Linked DNA regions of Homo sapiens: region 2 is linked to region 1. A link is an interaction called in ENCODE POLR2A ChIA-PET data of the cell type or tissue named here. Cell type or tissue: B cell. All regions are shown on one strand. Links, peaks and the distances in the headings refer to the core of each region. The heading gives the core; the rest is flanking DNA. Region 1 has its middle 100 kb from the start of OAT. Region 2 overlaps FAM53B (family with sequence similarity 53 member B).

Region 1 (4,393 bases), core at 78-4,077:
AGAGAGGGAGGCTTTCTACAATACTCCATTCTTACCCCACAGACTAGGACATGAAGATCTGATATGATTTGGCTGTGTCCCCACCCAAATCTCATCTGGAATCATAGTTTCCATAATCCCCACGTGTTTTGGGAGGGAGCAGGTGGAGATAATTGAATCATGGGGGCAGTTTCCCCCACCCTGTTCTCATGATAGTGAGTTAGTTCTCACAAGACCTGATGGTTTTCAGGGGCTTCCGCCTTCACTTGGCTCTCATTCTGTCTCCTGCCGCCATGTGAAGAAGGATGTGTTTGCCCCCCCTTCTGCCATGATTGTAAGTTTCCTGAAGCCTCCCCAGACATGCTGAATTGTGAGTCAGTTAAACCTCTTTCCTTTATAAATGAGCCAGGCTCACGTGTGTCTTTATTAGCAGCATGAGAACAAACAAATACAGAATCCCAATGAAAATGCAGCAATATCAGAAACATGCACACATTCAAGACCTTAATATCTGCCTCTGAGCAATTTCCTGGTGTATTTTCTTTTACAACAGGGTCATGCCAAACATGCTACTTCCTATTAAAATGTTATTCTTTATTTGATTTCAAAATTATTCTTCACATCTCACCTTCTTCTTTAAGCCATTTTCTCCCTCCAATAAAATCCTGGCACCCAAAGCAGCTCTCAGAACTAAATTAATTATAAAAGCATATTAATGTCATCTGTAGAGCAATGAAATTAATTTATTCAATACATCTAAGAGGAAGTCATCAATTATGACCAGAGATTGTAGCATTTTATGTTACAGCATTTAAAATTCTTACAAATTTTAATATTTCCTCCAGCAAGAATTGCCATAAATATCATCTGCTGTGCAGTCTTGATTTATGAATTAAGTGTAACTTTTAGTCCACTGGTGTTCAAATACTAAACATTTTACTCTTATCTAATGTCTGTTCTTAGATATTTGTACCTGTATGAAAAATAGGGATCTCCATTCCCTTAAGGGTGACCTCTGCCCTCAGAGTACAGAAATATGCAATAGCATCTGTGTGGAGACATATACACGTTTTTAGGAAGTGCTTTCCAGCTTAAGATGCATGATAAGCTCAATACAGGGAAACCCATCCACACCCTCATGTCAGATCTGAATATACCACAGGGCCCCAAATGATTCATTCTCAGAATGAAGAAGGCAGCCAAAGGAAACACACTTTGGTCTTCACTTGTGCCTCTCAAAGGCCATTAGAGGACATGCAATTCATTACCCACCGCGCTTCTTACTACTCCTCTTCCCACCCAATTCCTCCTCTAAGTTACCTGCAAGACCCACAACTAACCAGAAGTTCTCTCTCAGCTCTTCTCCAAAACTCTCCCCTAGAGAAGATATTTGACGTATATCTGACAAATAACTTGTATCCAGACCATATAAGAAATGCCTACAAAGCAATTTCTTAAAAGGCAGACATTCCTAGAAAACCATGAGCCGACTGGGCACAGTGGTCTACAATCCCAGCTACTAGGCAGGCTGAAAAGGAGGATCACTTGAGCCCAGGAGTTTGAGTCCAGCTTGGGCAATGTAGCAAGACCTGGTCACAAGAAAATAATAACAACAGCAAGCAAACAACGGGCACCATGCTGGAACAGGCCCTTCCTGAGAGAGGAGACCCAAAGGGCCACTAAGCATGGGACAAGGTACTCAACTCCACAAATCATCAGTGATAAACAGCAATGAAGTTAAAACAGAACACCCCAGCAGAACAGCTAAAATGAAAAAGATAGAAAAATGCCAAGATCCACAAGGATGTAGAGCAACTGGACCTTTCACAGGCTGCCGGTGGAGTATAAATTGGTCCCATTTAGAACAGCGTCTGGCAGGATATACTGAGCTGAACATATGTGTTCCTGATGACCCAGAAACTTCACTCCTAGGTAAATGCCCAAAAGAAATGAGTCCATATGCTCACCATAAGATATGTACTAGAATATTCATAACAGCTTTATTAAAAATAGCCCCAAACTGAAAACTACGAAACGTCCATCAACAGGAGAATGGAATACAATTGCCAGATAAAATACAGGATGCCCCATTAAATTTGAATTTCAGAAAGCCAACAATAATTTTTGTAGTATAAGCAGGTCCCATACAGCAATATTACCCAAAATGAGCAACTGCTGGGCACAACACGGATGATTCTCACAGACATAAGGATGAGCAGAAGAAGCCAGACACAAAATTACACAAATCGGGTGGTGCCATGTATGTGATCTTCCAAATACAGGCAAAACTCATCCACGCTGTCAGAAGTCAAGCGAATGGGCGGGATGGGTAGTTACTGGAAAGAGACGTAAGGGGCATTTTGGGAGCCTGGAATATTCTGTCTCTTGATCCGGGGGCTGGTCACACTTTGTAAAAATTTGTCAAGCTGTATGCTTAGGACACATGAGCTTTTACAATTGTGGAACATACTCACCCTGGGAAGTATTCTTTGTGTATCTGAAGTTCAGATTTCATGGAGCGTCCTGTAGTTTGTGTGACACCCATCCTCCATTCTCCTGCTAGTGGGTATTTTGTCCATCAACACGTACCACAAGTGTATTTTATATGTGAATAAAAATACAAAAACCTCTCACAGAACCCTGCTCCCAGAATGGGTCCTTCCACAGGAGGATAATGCCAGTGGGCAAAGGGAGAATTTTGAGTGGGCTGGGAGGAGGGTCAGAGGTGGAAACAGGGCTGCAAATACTCACGTAATAATCCTTTTTGTAGCACAGAAAACAAATGTCTTTTGAAGTGCAGAGATCTGACCCCCATCTCCATCCTCTCAGGATTTCAGTTGTCTGCCGGCTAGGCACCTTCAAACTTGATCTGTGTTTGTAGCAGAGAGGGCAGTGGTCACACATTTTTATATATATGTGTGTGTGTATATATACACATACATGTATAATATATATACATATATAATATATATTATATATTTATTTTATATATTTTTTTCTATATATATGTGTGTGTATGTGTGTATCTATATGTGTGTGTGTGTGTGTGTGTGTGTGTGTGTGTGTATACATATGCTTGGGCAGGAGGCAGTCTGAGCATCAGCCACTCCCAGAACTGACAGGGACCCCCGACAGAGCAAGGAGAGACACTGAGAAGTGCAGATGCTTCTTGGACATATATAGAGAGAGAGAGAGACAGACAGACAGACAGACAGAGTCTTGCTCTGTTGCCCAGGTTGGAGTGCAGCAGCGTGATCTCATGTCACTGTAACCTCCGCCTCCTGGGCTCAAGCGATTCTCCTGCCTCAGCCTCCTGAATAGCTGGGATTACAGGTGCGTGCCACCATGCCTGGCTAATTTTTGTATTTTTAGTAGTGACAGGGTGACACCCTGTCACCATGTTGGCCAGGCTGGTCTCGAACTCCTGACCTCAGGTAATCTGCCCGCCTTGGCCTCCCAAGGTGCTGGGAGATTACAGGAGTGAGCCACCGCACCCCACCTGTCCACACATTTTCACTTCCGTCACTTCGGGATTAGGGAACGCAACCTAATCCTGTTTTTAGCACGGAGACGCTGCATGGCCTTGGAAGCCTACATTGAGCCGCTGCTTCCACCTCTCGCACGGCCTCCAAACCCCACCTGGGCTCGAAGTCAGGGCTCTGCCCGCCTCCCATTCTCTGGGCCATGCCCACATGGCCACGTTTTACAGGTGCCTTCATGGGGCAGGAGGCAGCCTAGGCATCAGCCACTCCCAGAACTGACAGGGACCCCCGACAGAGCAAGGAGAGACACTGAGAAGCGCAGATGCTTCTTGGACAGTGGATGGCTAAAGTGCAGACAGAGCAGGAAGCTGAAAGGGAGGAGCTGGAAGTCCAGTGAGCCAGCAAACAAGTACGAAAAGGCACTCTGTAAAAGGCAGTAGAGGGCCCTGGTTAAAGCACAGGCTTTAGAGCCAGACTCAGTTCCAACATCCACTCACTATGCTGCCTTGCGCCCATGACCAACTAGTTGAGCCTCAGTTTTCTCATCTGCAAACTGGGGATAATAATAGTACCGACACTGGATTATTGTGGGGACCAGGTGAGACAGTGTGTGGCGGATTCTATTTTCCAAAGGTGACCACAGTGCACTTTTCCCACACATGCTCATTGGGAACCTCACCACTCTCCCACCAAGTGGAATCTAATTCCCTTCCCTTGAATCTCTGGGGAGCAGAGGGCTTGTCCCTGGCCTGGGATGGACAGAATACAGCAGGAGTGACGCAGCGTGACTTCCAAGGCTAAGGCATAAAAGGTGTCTGCCTTCCACATTGTTAGCTGGTATCCTCGCCTTTGGAGCCCGGGCATCCATTAAAGTCCAGCTACCCGGAAGCCACCATGCTGTCAGGAAGCTCAGGCCACGTGGAGAGGCCACA
Region 2 (4,393 bases), core at 87-4,086, 370 kb after region 1:
AGTCACAACTATCCCAGTTATCTGATTTAAAAGAAAACAGAAAGTTATCCTAAGAAAAAAGTGAAGATTTATGTATGATGATGTTCATCAAAATGATGAGTGACAGCAAAATGGTAAACATAGTTAAAACGTCTTACAGTAGGGGCCGGTTAAATAAATTATCAAGGAATAACATGGAGCATGAAGAAGCAGAGTTTCAAAGAATATTAAATGATGTGGGGAAATGCTAACAATATAAAGCTGAGCATGAAGAAACAGGATATAAAACTGTATAGAGGGTGTGATTCCTATTTAGCAAAATATGTCTGTTGTATGTAAAGGTAAGAAAGAAATAAACCGAAATGTTAATAGTGGATTGGCAGACAGCTGGTTGGTTAATTTATTTTTTCTCTTTTGTTCTTCTATAGTCTCCAAATGTCCTATGAGAAAAAATGTATTATCGAATATGTGGGGGATGTGACTGCCAAGCCCACAGGTGCTGTGCCCTTGCTTAACTCAGGAAGTGAGCCAGGGTCGGAGCGGGGGCCCACAGCCCGCCCTCTGCTGGGTTGGCTCCTCTGGGTTTTCAGGAAGTTGCCATACAAAATGCTGGCCACTAACTTCTCTTTTGAGACAAGGCACTGAGGCACCAGATGGGCCAGGAATGTGGCCGGCTGAGGAAGAAACCAATGGGCTTGGCACAGAGCAGCGAGGGTGGCCGGTGCTCACGGAGCCTGAGACATACTACAGACTGCGTCTCCGCCAGGCCTCGGGGAAACCCGTGACATGAAAAGGAGTTGATCCCACTCTCAGAGGATACCATTTTCTGTTCCATTTTTGCACCACTGGCCTGGAATCTTCCCCATCTCTAGGGAAATCACTTCCAAAAGGGGAATCGGGAGCCAGCTAAATAGGAACACACCATCCCTCCCATCTGCCTTCCTTTCCCATGGCCAGCCTGCGATCTTGGTGCTTCTTGAAGGGACCCCTCAGGGCCTCCCTACTCCAGGCCTACCTCCTCACTGCCTCTAGAGAACTTTCTGAAGCCCCCACCTATTGTGGCCCATTCGCTTCAGCTGTCAGCCACTGTTTCCGGGAAAGAAGACAAGCATTTCAGACTGGCACCCGGGCCCATCTCCACATCATTCCCCACAACAAACCCTACACTCCAGGTATCAAACCTCCTACGACAGTGGAGGTCAGAAAAGAATCATATAGAGTCAAAACCATCCTTGAAGAATTCCTGAACCAGCCCACAAAGTACAACTCCTCCCCCCAGCTTTGTGTAGACAACCCAAAAGGGTAATTCTTATGCACCAGCGATTCTTTATAAAACTAAAGTTTAATAACTAGACTGCAGGAACAAGCACAGATAAGATCTATATGCAGAAAGGCTGGAAGTCCAGCTTGCTGGGCCTTGAGGTAACTACCAAAACCCAGGGGCATCAGAGCTGGGTGATGAATTCCTACAGGACCTACTCCTTCTGTGTTACAGAGTAAGCCTCTAAGGCCTATAAGATTTCTTTGTCGTAGGGAAGATTCGAAGAGTCAGTTTTTAACTGTGAAGAGAAGTTGCAGCTTCCCCCAAACATCAGCTCTTTCACTCCTTTGCAAAGAACATTCCACACCTTTGCAAAGGCCTGGACCGTTCTTTTCCTGCCTTTATCTTCCTTTCACCAAGAGTCTCCTCATTTAAAAAGCCAACTCAAAGCTCCTCTGAAGATACACCTTTCTCCTAGCTCTGTGATCGTACAGCACGTATGTACCTGAACTTTAATTACTGATCTGCGTACACATCTACTTCTCCTCCTAAGCCACAGACTCTCAAGCATAGCCCCAGTGTGGCTCCCCAGTGCCTAGCACAGAGCAGGGCACACAGCAGACCTTAGTTGGTGGTGCATGAATGAGGTAGTGGATTGCAAACTGCAGATAAAAGCTACAAGAGGATGCGGTGTTCTCTGGGACTCACCTGTCTTTTGTCCTTGGCAAAGGTGAGTCTTCCTTGGCCAGGTAAGTCCAACCAGGACTGTGCCCTGAACCGTCTGCCCTACCTGGGCCATGTGGCCATGTGTGACTCAGCAAGGAGATGGGGTTGACAGAGTCACGTCTAAAATACTTTGGAAAAGCAAAGCACTGCTATTGTGTATCAACACCAGCCAGGTGACCACTTGCTCAGTCTGCAGGCAGATAATATTGTAATTGTTTCTATCTTTATCGCTTTGAGAAGTACAATACGAGAAAAGTAAAAACAATCAAGGCTATGTTTAGCCCTGTGTTTTCCCCATTCGCTCAGGGAACAGAAAGCGATTTGTTGGGTCAGATCACCAGACAAAAGAAACAGGAATAGAAGCTAATTTTTCATGGCAAACTGCCCCAAGCGCTAGGCCCTGACGTCACACCATACAAAGGGCCTCGGTAGGCCTCCGAGAAGAGGATACAGGGTGCCCCCGCCCCCTCCATTCAATATCACTTCTGCACAAACAACTATAACTCTTTCAAGTCACAATTGTCATGGATGTAGGAGTCTACTGAGCAACAGTCACTTGGTGTAGTGGAAAGGGCAAGGACCTGGGTTCAAACCTCAGCTCTGTAAGTTACTCAGTTCCTCGTAGCTATTATGAGAATTAAATAGGCATCTCATACAGGGCATAGAGTAGGCTCTCAAAAACAGCAGTCATCATAAGGATAATTAACGGTACTGGAAAACGCTCTCCTAGCTGAGGCTTGACTCAGCCAGAGCTGCAACAGGGTGCCAGCCTCTGTGGAATCCGGCTGGAATGGAAACCTGGCTTCTCTGACTAGGATTTCTCAAAGTGTGACTTCTGGGCCACCTACAGGAGCATCCTTTGGGGGTGTTTGTTAAAATGCAGGTTTCTAGACCCCGTCTCTGACTTGGTAAATCAGAGTCTCTCTGGGTAGGCATTTGCATCTTAATAAGCTCCCCAGGTTATTTCAATGCAAAAATGTTGAGAAATGCTGTTCTGGAAAGCAGATGACATGGAGAACTGAGTTCTCAAACATCTGTCCGAATGGCGGCCCATCCAGACCATCCAGCACCACTGCCCAGAAGCTTCAGGAGGGTTGACAATTCTGGTCTCTACAAATTTGAATTCATAACAACACTGAAAGTTGGTGTTTATGTTTTGGTTTGGGCTAATTCCAGGAAGAAGTATGGAGAAGGATCACTTCACCCATCAGAGGTTTCACAGGACAGGATGGGGACCCTCAGGGCTTCCTTCTCAAGCTACACAACATGCTCTTGATGGACAGCCACTAGCAAAGGCCTTAGAAGCTAACTCACTCCTATGAACAAGATGAGTGTGAAGCCTCCCACTTTCTCCCTGAGAACACGCAAGGGCCCATCAGCTGTGTCCTAAAGATACGCAGAAGGGCCCCCCATCCATCTGCAGCCTGACACCAAGCCCCTGGCAGACCTGAGCAGAGCGCGATGGCCCACAGCCTGAGAGCATGGCACCAGCCCATTCAGTTCTATGCTGCGCCTGTTGCTTTAGCCTTTAGGGCATGTAAAGCTTCTCCACGTCCCCACTGAGCATTATCTTCACAAGTCTGAAATGATACACACGAGAGCGTGTGCATTTGTGTGTAGCGTAAACACACAAGAGCCTTTGCCTGCAGATGGGAGGGTGAACACACAAGCATCCCTGGGCCCAGTTCTCTCACAGTCTTGGACAGACTAGGTAAGCAAGGTCTCTTCCAAAGCTGAGGTTTGATGACTGAGCTTGCAGTTTCTGACTTTTGACTATGCCACAAAGAACAGGAGAATGAGTTGCCTACATATGCAGAGACAAGGACTCAAATTCCCAAATTCGCACTCACAAGGCTCTGGTCCTGCCACCGTTTGACTAAGAAGGGCAGAAGACTGCTGTGTGCACAGATCCTAGAGCTTGAAGCAAGAAAAACACTCAGAGGAATACGAATGGCATTTGACCTCAAATGTTCTTATTTCCATTCCTACCCTTAAATTTGAAGGAAAATTCCCAGGGCTCCAGATTCTTGGGGGACTATAAACCTTCATATTTTCAAAAGATAGAGGAGCTTTATAGCCCTAGAGAGCTCTGTGCTATGTTTTCGATGGTGCCTTATGGTCACATAAGTACAGAATGTGGTTTCCAGAAAAGGTTAAGCACCTCAAGTACAGACCAAGATACGAAATGCCCCGATTAGCAAGCCTGCTGTCAGATCACAACCAGCTGACTCATTCTTACATTTCACACCTATCTACTTGTGCTGACAATGAGTATCTCTCCCCTGCCCTGTAGGTTGGGTTGTGCTAACTTGGCCTCAGGGCCACAAAGATTCTATGCTTGGTTTGGGGAGAAGCTCACCAACCCATCAATGGGAAAATCAAGAGAGCCGAGGTGTCTTTCTGAAGGCGGTTTTGCTAAACTGATCT

Evidence for each region. ChIA-PET counts read pairs that join two places held together with the same protein. Peaks named below come from ENCODE experiments on the same cell type or tissue, not always from the same donor. Only the 100,000 strongest peaks of a DNase experiment are listed, where the experiment ranks them.
Region 2: POLR2A ChIA-PET joins it to region 1 with 5 read pairs; 2 of 35 experiments call an interaction of 5 or more read pairs at or near these places.

Annotation. Positions count from the first base shown.
Region 1 is chr10:124,314,654-124,319,046 of GRCh38, forward strand. No RefSeq gene overlaps it. Among named protein-coding and RNA genes, the nearest start is that of OAT, 100 kb to the right of the region's middle. In B cell, for the core only: no CTCF peak of the experiment used is centred there; no DNase peak of the experiment used is centred there.
Region 2 is chr10:124,684,859-124,689,251 of GRCh38, forward strand. All of the region lies in intron 3 of FAM53B (family with sequence similarity 53 member B), which reads right to left. Among named protein-coding and RNA genes, the nearest start is that of FAM53B-AS1, 17 kb to the right of the region's middle. RefSeq lists enhancers at 447-1,418, 2,263-2,342, 2,916-3,417, 4,045-4,124. In B cell, for the core only: a CTCF peak has its summit at 556 (motif pointing left); DNase peaks (open chromatin) are centred at 543 and 2,383; H3K4me3 peaks cover 337 bases; H3K27ac peaks cover 4,000 bases.